2 separate regions of the Homo sapiens genome follow, and region 2 is linked to region 1. Evidence: chromatin loops called from intact Hi-C (ENCODE). Cell type or tissue: IMR-90. All regions are shown on one strand.

What was found. Hi-C counts contacts between places; a loop is a spot of excess contacts. Peaks named below come from ENCODE experiments on the same cell type or tissue, not always from the same donor. Only the 100,000 strongest peaks of a DNase experiment are listed, where the experiment ranks them.
Region 2: it touches region 1 in a loop (6-fold over the local background); 2 of 110 quality-filtered maps call a loop at or near these places.

Annotation. Positions count from the first base shown.
Region 1 is chr3:151,281,803-151,284,302 of GRCh38, forward strand. All of the region lies in intron 16 of MED12L (mediator complex subunit 12L), which reads left to right. Among named protein-coding and RNA genes, the nearest start is that of P2RY14, 4.5 kb to the left of the region's middle. RefSeq lists a silencer at 2,219-2,500. In IMR-90, a CTCF peak has its summit at 1,319 (motif pointing left); DNase peaks (open chromatin) are centred at 129, 1,289 and 2,349; H3K27ac peaks cover 201 bases.
Region 2 is chr3:151,007,794-151,010,293 of GRCh38, forward strand. The region is part of intron 1 of CLRN1-AS1 (CLRN1 antisense RNA 1); the gene reads left to right. Among named protein-coding and RNA genes, the nearest start is that of CLRN1, 36 kb to the left of the region's middle. In IMR-90, a CTCF peak has its summit at 1,102; a DNase peak (open chromatin) is centred at 1,108; H3K27me3 peaks cover 301 bases.

The sequences.
Region 1 (2,500 bases):
CTGCCTTATTAGTAATAGGACTGGTTATATATAAACATCCCTTGTGTATTCATACTACAAATAGAATGAGTTTAACACACGTAATCCCCAAATATGTCTGTAACTGTTTCCAGTCAGTTTCTATCCAGGCCGTCATCGACTGCGCATAAATAGCTGGCTGGCTTACATTTTGATTCCATAAATGTCCTATTTTGCTCCTTACCCCGGAATTCACCTATGCATAATTGTTACCATATGTCTTTTGAAATCATTTTTCTTTAAAGTAAGTACAGAGACAACTTCATTGTTACTGCCCTTCCCCTGCCTTTCCCTGGTTGCTTTATTGAGCATAGTGAGTAAGACACTAGCGCATCCGGCCTCATCCCCACTTGCTCTCTTGGAGACTTGTTCATGTGAGCCCTGTATAGACCTTATTCTTTTTCGTAGCTTTGTAGTATTCCATAATTTGTTTAATCAGTACCTATTGATGGATTTTCAGATAAATATGAACATTTTCAATGAATTTATTTTAACCATAGCAGATATTTGCTGGGTTATATAATTTAGTTTTTTTTTGTTTTTTTTTGTTTGTTTGTTTGTTTTGCTGGCAAGTTATTTATAATTGTGTGTGTGTGTTTTGTATGTGTTGGGGGGCATGGCTGCCGAAAGGATTCCACTGGTTGTTGAGAAAGATGTTGACGTAAGAATGTAGAGGATTTTAGTAAAGGCCCGGTGTAAACATTTTATGAAAGTACAGTGTACAAGGATATTTAAAGGAAGCATATTTGGAAATTGTCCTCTATAGGATCTCTGAAGGAACTAGCATCCAAAATGCTTCTTGTTGGATGGCTCTTTTACTTGTAGAATGGGGGTGAAAGTCAACTTAGTACTGTATTAAAAGAATGATGTGAGCCAAGGTTTAATGTTAGGAAAGCCAGCAAAGGTGGAGGAGCGCGTAATGTCGGGGATCCAAAATGTCACGCTCAGGACTTCCTAATTTAGTGTGCTGTAAAGTTTTTGAGCTTTGTAGTAAAATAATTGAAAAAGTGTTTTGAAAAAATTGTAATCTGATAGGAAAACATTGAATGCAGACATGCCTTTTTATGTTTCCCTATGTGAAGCATTCAGTTCTACCAGCTTGTTGATTTAGAGTAGTGGAGAAAGGGGGCAGAAATTACATCATTAAGATGTGAGATAAGTCACCACATTATAAAATAATGCCTTTTTGTTAAACCTCTTGCAATGAATGACAGGACATGGGACTTCATTGGCAATTGTGCACTTGCCTTCATCTGAGAATTACAATGGAGAAACAAATGCCTGGTACAATATCACCCCCTTCTGGTAGATTGAAAGAAGTAACAGTTTTTAAAAAAATTAATAGGTGCAATTTGTACATGTATTGTAGGCAGTTCACAAAACCTCACTTTGGTGTGGATACTAACGTTGAGTCATGGTTGATTGTCTAATCCCAATTAGTTGAAGTGTGCAAACAGATTTTCTGTATTGCTAGCATTAGATTGGGTTTAAATCTTGAAAATCAGAAGGACTGAATCTCGACTGATGTTAGCAAAGAATCAGAATTTAGAACTTTGTTACAAAACAAAAACTTTTGTATGTGTATTTTCTCTTTTCAGTATTTTTTTTGGAAAGATGCTGAGGAAGCAGAGGAAAGCATTTTCTTTTTCACCTTGAGGTCTCACAAATGTGTCATCTCTGATTATCTTCCTGTTGTTCCCATTTGCTTGCAAGACTCACCACGTCTTTAGACATGTCCCTAATACCTCAGTGTTGTCATTATTCTTCTGATGTGGCCTGTGTTTCTGTATCATGCCTAGCCGTCCTTGCTGGCTTTGTTTTGTACCCGTGATGTTCACTACCATAGTACATACTCAGAAGTATTTGTTAATTGAATATCTGTAACCAAAATATGGGGAAGACAGAGAATATTCTCCAACTCCGTGCTCTGGTTCTGCAAGTAAAGATAAATGAGATAATGGAAATTATCTGAGAACAATGACTATGAATATTTTAAATAATATTATCCCAAGTGTATTAAATCATCTAATCACTTGTAGTTGTACACTTTTGAATCCCTTTTGTAGATGTCTGAATCCCTGACCTGCATAATGATTCAACTTAGGACAGGTAACTAAGAGGATGACACGCCGCTTTATCAGACAGTTTATTTACTCAGTACCCTAACTGCTCAGCTTTTTAATACAGTGATAGAACAAGTTAGGAAAACAGGCCTTGGGAAGTCACTGAGTGAGCTGGAATGAAACTTAATGAATGTAAGAACATACTTCGTTTTTGTCAGATAAACTTTCCCACAGTTGTTCTGATAAACAGTGCTGCTTGTCATCCTGCCACGATGTGTGGGAGGAGCATGGCCTCAGCAAGTTTAAGGAAAGATTTGTGGTGTTGACTTTTCAGGGAACTTGACTGAGGGTTAACTGAAATCAAAGGAAGTGCTATGGGTGATCACATGTAGAGTTTTGTTTGTTTTTTTTTTTCTACC
Region 2 (2,500 bases), 270 kb before region 1:
TACTTGGATGTTCAGTGAGCAATTCAAGTTCCCCATGTCTAAACTTGAGCTCATGATTTCCAAACATCTCTTCCACCCTCTCAGCTAGTTTTATCACCATCCTCCTAGCCATTTGATCTAGATCTCTAGGAATTAATCTGGACTTTGGCTGTTATTGTTGCTCTCTGCCATTCACAGCTTTCCAAGGCCTCCAACTGCATCTGTTATACCGTGTGTACTACTACCACTGTCTTCATTAAGGTCCTCAACATCTCTTACTTGAAATAACACATTAGACTCCTAAGTATTCCAACCCATTTGCCTACCTCCAGGTTAGCCACATCAAAACATATTCTTTCTACAGAGACCAGAGTGATAAATGCAAATCTGATTACTCCCGCTTCCCCCCACTACATCTTCTTGAAACATTTCAAGGTTTCCCATTGCCTACAGAGTCAAGCCCTATCTTGAAAGTAAGGTTTTCATGACTTTGCCCCTCCTTTTCTAGTACTTGATGCTCTGGCACTGCCAAATAGCCTGTAGCTTCTCACACATACCATTGTGCTTCCTGCCTCCTTGACTTTGTTCTTTCCTTTTTTTCTGTCTTTCCACATTCTTCTCGATACCCCTTAATTCTTACTGTTCAAAATACTTCCATTTCTGGAACTCCCTCCCTGAATTTTTACTTTGGGCCAAGAGTTCCCCATCTGGGCCCCCATAATCACTATGCTTATGTGGCACAGCTCTTCCTATGTCACATTGTAACAGTGTGTGTATGTGGGTGTCTTCTCCCTCCAGCCAGCAATCTGCCCTAGGGTAGTAATTGTGCTCTAATTCATCCGTATCCCCTCACTCCATCTTAGCATATAATACAATTCCTGACACATGATGCAATAAATATCACCAAACTAAACTGAACTAATACTTCAGTTAGGGAAGTAGAAGCAGAAATCATGGTTCTTGGTAATGAGAAATTTCCCAGGGATAAGAAATGGGGGTGGAATTTAACCCAGGTCATAAAACAAGGAGAATTCAGGATAAATTTCATGTGTACCATGCAAAGCCACAAGAAGAAAACAGAGCTAAGTGGTAGTACACTAAAATCCCAGAAGATGGGGTTATAGCCTCATCATGCTAGAGAGACAAATGCAGTCTTGGGCTATAGTGGTTGAAGCATCCGCGTCCAACTCCAGAGAGGGAGTTGTCCCAGTGTTCCCCATGCTGCTCAGCCTATAGACAGAATGCTGTCTCCCACTCTGGGGGCCTCAGGCTTGCATGACCAACTGAGAGATAGACACCAGCATGGTGAGGAGTTCCAAAGCCATGTCACTGAAGGGAAGGTTGAAGAGCTAGGATATTTAATCTCAAATAAAAAGAAATTCTTAGTGGAAATCTGAAAAGAGCATTAAAGCATTGGACGGCCCTTCATTTGAGAAAAGGAAAGTATGTGCTCATGAAGCACCTGAAAATAAAACTGGGACCAATAAATTAAAGCTACAGGGAAGCAAGTGACAATTGCATGTCAAGGACAATTGTCTAAAATTCAGGACTGCCCAGAAAGTAATGAACTGCTTCACCAAGTGATGAGCATCCAACCCCATGAGTGTTTGGGGAGATGCCAAACAGCCAGCTGCCAAGGCAGTTTTGGAAGGGGTGACAGCCTGGACTAGGTGACCAGTAGGTGACTTTCCAATGTTAAGAGCGTAGAATTCTGTGAGATTAGAGAAACCGCCTCCGTTTTTTTTTTTCCCCCCCTAAGGGAAAGGTTAAAGTTCTCCTCTCAAGTGAAGATACAGAGAGACAAAGAGCTTTCATTTGATTTCATCATCTTAGCAATGTTTTGGCTCTGTTCTTTCCACGTGAAAGACCACGTTTGATCTTCCTGGTGTTCTCCAATCACCTACTTTCCTTGAACTCTAACCTCTATCTACAATCATTCAGTCATTGTTAATTTGCCTGGTTTTCCCCCACCACCCCACTTCCTTTGGTACTGCAGTAGTGTAAGGAAATTCCCATTACTCTGTGGACAGAGATGACTTTGGAAGGCCACAGAAGTGTAAATGGCTGTCCTCTGCTTCTGTTGTTGGAACTAGGTAGGAGGGAATGTGTTTGGCCATTTTGCATTGCTATAAAGGAATGACTGAGGCTGGGTAATTTATAAAGAAAAGAAATTTATTTTGGCTCACAGTCGTGCAGGCTGTACAAGAAGTATGGTGCCAACATCTATTTGGCTTCTGGTGAGGGCCTCAGGAAGCTTACAATCATGGCAGAAGGTGAGGGGATAACAGGCGCTTCTCATGGCGAGAGAGGGGGGAGGTGCAACACCCTTTTAAACGACCAGCTCTCTGGGTGAACCTAGAGGAAGAAGTCACTCATTACCATGGGGATGGCCCCAAGCCATTCATGAGGAATCCGCCCCATGACCCAAACACCTCCCACTAGGCCCACCTCCAATACTGGGGATCATATTACCTTGCCTCATCAACTCTGACTTCTGTCCTTAAATACAGTTCTGTATCTC